Regions from separate parts of the Homo sapiens genome. Here region 2 is linked to region 1. A link is a contact called in ENCODE Hi-C or POLR2A ChIA-PET data. All regions are on one chromosome and are shown on one strand. Each heading gives the region's core, a stretch centred on a gene start or an enhancer-like site at or near the end of the contact. The rest is flanking DNA. Distances are from core to core; before and after follow the strand shown.

What was found. Hi-C counts contacts between places; a loop is a spot of excess contacts on that map. ChIA-PET counts read pairs that join two places held with the same protein, here RNA polymerase II (POLR2A). Pooled maps may share reads with other maps.
Region 2: a map of endothelial cell of umbilical vein shows a loop between it and region 1 (4-fold over the local background). The contact joins two enhancer-like sites. A Hi-C loop is called at or near these places in 7 of 168 maps with a recorded cell type or tissue (Right ventricle myocardium inferior, aorta, ascending aorta and 4 more) and 6 of 50 pooled maps. POLR2A ChIA-PET finds 5 or more read pairs at or near these places in 2 of 52 experiments (MCF 10A and PC-9).

The regions. Positions count from the first base shown.
Region 1 is chr9:27,152,427-27,157,155 of GRCh38, reverse strand. The region is part of intron 1 of TEK (TEK receptor tyrosine kinase); the gene reads right to left. Among named protein-coding and RNA genes, the nearest start is that of TEK, 46 kb to the right of the region's middle. Within about 2 kb of position 2,060, at least 3 of the 41 ENCODE cell types and tissues checked have a DNase peak (open chromatin) inside an H3K27ac peak, as active enhancers do; they include endothelial cell of umbilical vein, where a contact is called at or near this core.
Region 2 is chr9:27,191,319-27,195,877 of GRCh38, reverse strand. TEK (TEK receptor tyrosine kinase) reads right to left here. Exons shown (of 23, transcript NM_000459.5): 11 at 3,255-3,389. Among named protein-coding and RNA genes, the nearest start is that of TEK, 84 kb to the right of the region's middle. Within about 2 kb of position 1,302, at least 2 of the 41 ENCODE cell types and tissues checked have a DNase peak (open chromatin) inside an H3K27ac peak, as active enhancers do; they include endothelial cell of umbilical vein, where a contact is called at or near this core.

The sequences.
Region 1 (4,729 bases), core at 811-3,310:
CCCCAAACCTTACCCTCTCCCCAAATGTAAAAACAAAAACAAAACCTTACCCAAACTTTAAATTTTATGAATTTGTTCTGTAAATGAGGAAGTACACTTTTAAAAAGAAAATCCTCTCATGTTATTTTCTCACTATTTCTCTTTCTTTCTCTCTCTCCCCTCCCCACCCCTCCCTTTTTTGATTTCTAAAGGTTCTAACATGAGCAGATAGAGTCTGTGTCTATTCTCTCCTCTTTAAATGTGGAAATATCAGGGATGGAAAATGTTCTCTAGCTCCAGTGATGGTTGGCTCTCAAATGTGCATAAAACAATCAGGAGACTAGAAAAATCAATTGAGTGATGAGGGCCCAACTAGAGTCTCAGAGACCTTTGTGTAGAAGTGATTCAAATAAGCTACATGTTATCTTATTGAATACCCATTAAATTCAGCAACTCTGTGAGGTATGCACCATTATCTCAATTTTAAATATGAAGAAATGAAGGCTCAAAAGATTGAGCAGCTAGTTTCATTTTCCACAGCTATTGAAGGCAGAGCTGGGATTCAAATGCTCACTGGTCTTTGATTCCTTGGATACAAGATACTCTTTCCTACCTCAAAGCCTTTGCTGTTCCTTCTGCCTGGAATGTTTTTCTCCACTCTTGGCATGGCCACCTTCTGCTTGTCCTTTGGGTCTCAGCTTAAGTGCCACTTTCTCATAGAAGGCTTCTCTACCTGCCTTATCTATAATACCTATACACTCTCATCCCATTGACCTCTAATTTGGCCTCCTGTTTTATTCATACAGATTACCATAATTTGTGATTATTTTATTTACTCTCCCTCTAAATGATAAACTCCAAATGTTCTGTATAGGAAGAGGAATTTAGGAATTGGTTTACAATGGAATATTCTCCGTAATCTCAACATATAGAGGACTTAAGTATTTGTTGGATGAGTGTATGGATGAATGGGATGGATGGATGGGCAAATTTTATTTCAGATCTGCCTGACTGAAGTCCATCCATTTGCTCGGCTTCCAATTCTAGAATAATAAGGTTAAAAATGAAAGTGCGGGCCAGGCACAGTGGCTCATGCCTGCAATCCCAGCACTTTGGGAGGCCGAGGCAGGGGGATCACCTGAGGTCAGGAGTTTGAGACCAGCCTGGTCAACATGGTGAAACGTTGTCTCTATTAAAAATACAAAAATTAGCTGGGTGTGGTGGTGGGTGCCTGTAATCCCAGCTACTCGGGAGGCTGAGACAGGAGAATCATTTGAGCCCGGGAGGCAGAGGTTCCAGTGCTGCGCACCAGACTGGGCGACAAAGAGCAAAATTCTGTCTCAAAAAAAAAAAAAAACAAAAGTGCTCCCCCGAGTCTGAACTGACCTCCTTGCCCATATTTAACTGTTTTGGGGCAAAAAAACATTATTCCCAATGTTTTGGGGAAAAAAACATTACAATTTTTACAAAATGCCAAAGAAAAGTGACCAATGACTGCTGAGCGTTTAAGGCTAATATTCATTTACCAGAATTTTTGAGCACCTACTTATGTCAAGCATTGTACCTGATATAAAGTCCTCATATAATTTGTTTTTAATGGCAATTGCCAGTGTTTACTGTATTCAGTGATGTTTTGAGGATAATCTTGGTACAAATTAAACCTTTATCTGAATGATTAGAAAGAAAAATTTCAAAGTCAAGTCTTCGTGTAAGCAGGAGTTACACCTGCATTTTATTGTAATATTAACTCATTACATGAGATTGAGGGAGAAAATCTCCACTAGAATGAGTTCCCAAGCCTGGCCTTGAAGCATCCATTTTACTTCTAGCCTCATTGGTAACTTTTAAGATCTCAGGACAGAGAATACAAGTTAGGATAGTAAAAACATTGAAAGAGACGACGAGCTACAAAGCCTAACAGTGGAATTACAGCCTCCAAAAATAACACCAGCACACACCTCCCCTTCCACGTACATACCCAGGCCTGACTCTGAGTGAACACCACTTCATCTCTCACACTCACACATTCCAGGCATGTTCCAGAAAGAGTCATCAAGAGGAAGGAAACACTGTAATTCTTTCAACTCCAGTTCAATCCAGCCCCATTTCTAGGGCCAGTCAAGAGTCTTGCCAAAACCACAGGATCTGCTCTGAGCTCCCAGCGGTGGCAGTGGCCGTGGTTTATTTAATAGCTTTAGGAAATAATACAAAATGCAGTTGATTTGAAAAGACAACCAAGCTATGTATAAATTATTTCTAGGTATGTATCTAGTTTCTTTTTCCTCTTGCTCCTTTCAGAGATCTCCCTTTACTTTCAGTGACGGAAAAGGAAATTGTGGCCTCTGGGAGTCTGGACTTGACTATACTTCGCTACCCTTGTTCAGCATGCCGGTTAAGGAAGACCTCTTCCACCAGCCAGTACTCTGTCCTTTGTAACCCCATTTACAGTACCAGAAGGATCTTCTATGTGAGCTTTGGGTATAAGAAGACATACCTACCAGCTTCCTAGGATGAGTCTTGAAAATCACCTGCTTAGTTTTCTTAAAATGAGAATCTATAGTTGTATTTGCTAGTATCTGCCTAAAGAATTTCTAGAAGGTGACACATAAAAAGAAGAACAACGATGACCTATTCGGGGGAACTGGGTAGTTGGGGCACAATGGTAAAAGGAAGACTTTTCCCTATATGCTTGTGTGTACTGGCTTTTGAACAATTTGACTATTATTCACACATAAAAATTAAACGTAAAAAAAAGTGTTATGGCCCATTTCTTAAAAAGGGGCAGCTGGAGGCTGGGCGCGGTGGCTCATGCCTGTAATTCCAGCACTTTGGGAGATTGAGGCAGGCGGATCACCTGAGGTCAGGGAGGGATAGCCTTAGGAGAAATACCTAATGTAGATGACAGGTTGATGGGTGCAGCAAGCCACCATGGCATGTGTATACCTATGTAACAGACCTGCACGTTCTGCACATGTATCCAAGAACTTAAAGTGTAATAAAAATAAATAAATAAATAAAAGAGAGACAGAAAGAGAGAGAGAAAAAAATGGCAGCTGGAAAAGAATCAAGAGCCATGGACATATATGTCCCTTTATGTCTCATCCTTCAGCCCTATATCTACTCCAAATTTCAAATTACATCCAAATAATGCATTTTTCTCTTTCTCTCTTCTTTGAACTAATAATAGGAAATGTGATGTTATCTCACAATGCTGAAAAATAAAGGAGTTAAAACTTAATGCTGAAAAAAAAAGTAGCCAAACAGCCTTTCAGAAAGAATAGAGCAGAGGCTCCACGACAACGAGTACAACTGTGGTCCGTGGCTTCTTGAAAGAGTTCTGCTGCTGACACCATGAAAGGCATGGCTGCCACTGCATATCTGGTGCCACTCAAGACATTTTCTAATAGAGACATTTCCTGAGAATCATTGCCAGAAGACAGATCCTATCTGGGCTCATACCAATATCAATCTCTCTGCTTAATACCCTTTCTTACATTATAGCGCTATCCTCTCCAAATCATGTTGGGGACGGATAGTGAGTTGTTTCATCACAACCATATCTAAAAGGCTCTGATCAAATTCATTAATAGTTTAATTCATACTTCTATCATGAAGGCTAATAATTTGCTGAAACAAGATGCATATTTAATATCATACATCTTATAAGTTTTAGAGATTAATGCTATTTTTCCTTAACAAAGATCTCTCAAATACTTTTTCTTTTTTTGAGACGGAGTCTCGCCCTGTCGCCCAGGCTGGAGTACAATGGTGCGATCTGGGCTCACTGCAACTTCCGCCTCCCGGGTTCAAAAGAATCTCCTGCCTCAGCCTCTCGAGTAGCTGGGATTACAAGTGCCCGCGACCACGCCCAGCTAATTTTTTTTCTATTTTTAGTAGAGGCGGGGTTTCACCATGTTGGCCAGGCTGGTCTTGAACTCCTGACGTCGTGATCCACCCGCCTCGGCCTCCCAAAGTGCTGGGATTACATGTGTGAGCCATGCGCCCAGCCTCAAACACTTTTTCAATGTTTGCATAAAAGTGTGTCCTTGTTTATAAGGAACTACTTGGCATTGTGGCATGACGTCTACCAAGTTAACAACCAAGCATCACAAGTGAAGCATAACAATCCTCTAAAATGTTTTGCTCACTGTATTTTCTGTGTTCTATATTGAACAGTATCTAATCTTTCTTAGTAGCGTCTTCTCACTAAATCTTATTATGGTGAACTCAAAATGTTGTTTAACTCTAGTTTTTATATTTACATTTTCTTGTATTCAATATTGCTATGAATAATGAGCCATTAACTAAGACATGGGAATATTTTTATTTAAAAATAGTTATGGAAATTATTGTGGGCCTGAATCAACACCCATATTATAGAATTTAATTACATTAGAAATTAGAGACAGAGCCATGTTAAACTGTGTTTAAAGAAACTGTAATTTCTCATGTTCTAAAAAGGTGCTCCAGAAGTTTCTGAGAGTGGAAGAGGTGAAATCAACAGAATGGACTCTAGACCCACACCCTCACCCACTCCCAGTGAGCTACTCAACTTTATTTTATTTTATTTTTTTGCGGCGGGGGGGCTTCATATAAGATTTTATTTGAAAGAAAAAAATTTTGCTTAATTAAAAACATAAAACCTCAAAGGTCAGCAATTTTCATTTTTTCACAGATGAAGGGGATGAAAGGTTAAACATATCAATGAAAATACACTCCACTGCAGCACAACATGCTTGCTCCAATTAGC
Region 2 (4,559 bases), core at 53-2,552, 39 kb before region 1:
CAGGAACATGCCACTTTACTTTTGCAACCTTGGGCAAATTCATAATCTCTCCAAGTTCACCTGTAAAATAAAATTAAAATATCCATCTTCCAGACTCAGGAGTAATAAGTGAGAAAATGGATGTGAAAATGCTTGGAAGGTGTTAGGGGCTCTATTAACACTGGTTTCCTCCCTCCCTTCCTTCTTTCGAGATGTCTTATGTCACTGGACAAAGGAGGAAATAGTGTGTTTTCAGTTAATAATAGTAAATTGATTTTTAAATTCCAGATATGAAGTCCTTCCAAAACGTAGGATAGAGATCCTCTAATTCATGCATTCTCAGTAGGGACACAATCACTCCTATGGGGCAAAAAAATTTGTTCTTAGTGTATGAGAAAATTTCAGATTACTACAATTGTTTACAGAGGACCATAATACAGAAACAGATATAGAGCATATCTGTGGTATTAAAATTTCACGGGAGGCAGGATCTACTAGGATAAACGTATCTGAAACAGCTCACTGGGGATGAGCAATACATTTTTTTTTAAAGGTTGAGAAACACTGCTCTTACTCTTGGTTCGAGGTGAGAGGAAGGGTCTGTTTCCATCTACTGGGAATTAAGTCCCACCAGCCTGGTTCTGACTACCCTCAGACTAGTGAGAACCAGCAGCTAGGCATGCATTTTCTTGGCATTATGCAAAAGGTCTGATGGCCCTTTCTCTGTAACCTTTGCAAATGGAGAGAGGTGATGCCATCTCCTCTTGTTAACCTCTGAAGTTTAACCTCCAAAATAGCCACCCAGAGTGGTTTAGGCAGGTTTGCAATGACAAAGGAGAATGGGGAGTTGATATTTTGGAGAATACATTTACACCTCCTAATCCTGTGCCTGGTACAGAAGAGTAACTCAATAAATAGTCATTTCCCCTTTTCCCGCCCTTTGGGAACATGATTACCCCATACGCCTCCCTGTCTGCCCCTTTCTGCACTATGTTCAGAAAGTGTTCTCTTCCTTCCCCTCCCGGACTCCCTGGCCTTCACCATCTCAATCAACACACATAAACAGTGCAACTGCCAGACGAAATGAAAAGCAAACAGCAGCAAAATTCAAATGATGGGAAAAGAAGAACCTTCAATAATCCCCTTCCCGCCTACCCCTGAGAACTACTTTGAAATATTCTGAGAGACCTCCTGGCTGCAACACATTCTGAGGGCTGAAGACAGTACAGTGTGGGGCTGTGAAGTGTTTTATGTTCTGTTCCATAAATACTTTCCATCTGAGTCAGTTTATGCTCTTCCCCTCTTGACTCACCAACAGTGACTTGAGAGAGAATTAACTACCATTTGCCTTTTAGCAGTAACATGATGACATATCAGGGATCCCTTGGGTCATGGTTGTAGAGGTCCCTTTTTCCTCTCTATATAGTTTCTGGGTTTATTTTTTATATTCACAACCAGGTGGGTCCCCAAGCAGCCATTTCTTACTTGTGTGTAATGCTTCTATAAGTCTCAGAGTAGCTTTTGAGTCTCATTTGGTTCTTTAAGGATGCTGCTAGTAACATAAAAACTAGGTGGGTGGTGTGAAGGAAGGATGTTTCTGTTAAGGGTGCACAATCTCTGCAGAAGAAAAGTGGATGTTCTTCCTGGTTTTTTCACTCAATCATAACATATCCTTCTACTTTTAGTAAATGGAGTAAAACACAGGCAAATATGTGAACTGGGATAATAAGCTGGTGCCTTTGGGATTCTAGGTAGAAATAATAATTGGAGAAACAAAAGGATATGGAGCCTGGACTGGGAGTGGTGACTCATCCCTGTAATCCTAACACTTTGAGAGGCCAAGGCTGGGGGACTGCTTGAGGCAGGAGTTTAAGACCAGCCTGGGCAACAAAGCAAGACCCCGTCTCTACAAAAAAAATTTTTTGAAGTAGCCAGATGTGGTGGTGTGCCTGTAGTCCCAGCTACTCAGGAAGCTGAGGTGGGAGGATGACTTGAGCCCAGGAGATAGAGGCTGTAATGAGTGTTGATCAAACCACTGCACTCTCCAGCTTGAGTGACAGAGCAAGATCCTGGCTCTAAAAGACAAAGATATGAAGCCCGAAGATTTAGTATGGTGATGCATCTTACTGTTATTAAGTACTCTGAGTCTCTACTTTTCAATCTGTAAAATAGGGAAGATGATAATTCTTACTTTCCTAGGTGATATAAATCAAATATATATGAAGTTGAAAGTATAAAGTACTGACCAAGAGAGAGTAACAGAATGGTTATACACAGTGAACAATTCAAAGAACCAGGAATGGAACCTTACAAAAGATCACTCCAGTATTTCAATGGAGGGTACCTGGGTAACAGAAAGCTGGAGGTCAGGTTAGCATCAAGGAGGCTTCACAGAGTTAATTAACGCAATAGAAGGCCAGTCAATACCAAACACCACTGAGAAGTCCAGAAGTAATTTTACACATGTTATCTAGAACGTGTGGACCCAGGACCAGCAGCATCACTTGGGAACCTACTAGAAATGCAAATTTTTGAACCCCGGCCCCATCCTCACCTCAAAACCATTGAATCCGAAACTCTGGGGACGAGGCCCAGAAACATCTTTTAACAAACTCTCTGAGTGATTCTGATGGACACTTAGGTTTGAGAACCACTGATTTAGAAAAGGGAGGTAAATATAAGAAATAGCTTAAGGAGATGAAAGTGGCTACCTATAGGAAGCAGGACTGGGAGGTGGAGGGTGGAGCAGGAGAATGCTGTTCTTTAGATAAAAGCTTCTTATTCTATTTGATGTCATGACTCTGACCATGAATTACTTTGAAAAATTGGAAATTATTTTTGAAAATAAATAAACTGGGACTTCTAAAATATGCCTGTGGCAAGAGCCTGGTCTGGGCCCTTAAGATGGAAACAGGAAGCCAGTGATAAAATGCAGGAGCTGAAGCTCAGCACAGTTGCTGCTGTGTAAATCCCAGCTCCTAGGGGAGGCCCTGCCTTCCTGAAGGCTCATCTGCTTCCTTCTCTGTCCCTACAGAGTGCTGCAGACCTCCTCCCCCAGGGAGACAGACCAGGAGTCCAACCCAAATAAAGGAACAGTTTGGCTTGAAGTTGCTAGCCTTCCTGTCACTTTCCCACCCATTCAAAAGCGAACTCCTGCCACCTCCATCCCCACCCACCCACTCACCCACCACCACCCTTCCTGGTCTTCCTTCCTCTTTCCCCTTCCTCCCCCTCCCACCCAGCTCATGAATAAATGCCTGTTGGCTTCCACTGACCGATAGAAGCTGTTGTGAAGCGTCTCACAGGTCCAGGATGCCCTTCCCCACCCTCTCCACGACGGACCAGTTGCACACAGAGTTCATATTCTGTCCGAGGTTCCAAATAGTTGAGTGTAACAATCTCATTTGTCACTGAGAAGAGAAAACGTCCAGGAAACTTAAGTTGGCATTCTCTTACATTCCTTAAGCCGGGGTTGTTGTTATTGCGATGTGAACTAATTTTAGGTTTTCAAAACTACGTCTTAGTGAAACAGAGAGGCAATTCCATCTTCAAGGCCTCATCCTTCCCAATATGAGGAAAATTAGGCTTTTGAAATGTTTCCAGGTTACAATGTACACATTAAAGTGTGTATTTCTGTGCCACTTACACATTTCTGCTCTGGTGCTTTTGTCTTTTCATTTGTAGAATAAAACCTCACAAATCTATATGGAATACCAGATTGGGGGAATACTCAATTAGAATAATTTAATTGCTACTGTTTTCAAGTATGTACACTGATTGCAATCAAGCTATCGAGAGAAAAAGATGCTTAGGAGGTTTGCTCAAAATGACCAGAAAACTGATTTGCAATGGTCATACTATTACAATGAAGCATTCTGAAGTCCTTGAAAATAGCACCCATAAACAAATGGTATCTGTCTCTTTTCTCCTTACCTATTTGCTTTAGTCAGCCTCTGTTTCTCCATGGATACTGCAAAGATAAATTTCTGCCTTATCATATGATAAATTCCTACTTGGTAAGAAAAAAAACTGGGATGTGTTTAACAGTTCTTAGAAGACCACTTTGTGGATGTCCACTTGTAGACAAAGGTGATGGATTATTACCACCATATGACAGCAAAAGACCTAGCCATTGATGTTGGAAACAGCAATTCAGCAAATCAGCCTGACATCCCTGGAATTCTGAATTTTGATAGAATCTACAATAGTATGTGAAGGACTCAGTAATAATACCATTTTATTCGGTCTACCCAGGTCAGCTAGTGTTATTCAGCCCAAAACCCTCCTCCTCTTCTCTTTTTTTTTTTCCATAGTTTTCTTAATTATCTCCATATAGTGAATAGAGGGTCATTTTAAGGAAATCATAGGCATAGTAAGACAAAGGTATGGGCGGAGGAGGACATGCTGCCTACAAGCATGTTAGTGGCAGGTCTTTTTACAGAATAGTCCAATTGAAGCAGCATGGTCACTGATAATGCTCTTTGCTTTTTAAAATTGTGATTTTACATTATCATACAACAAATATAATTGTAATTTGTGTTTCAAAATAAATTCAACTGTTTTCATGAACTTTTGGCATT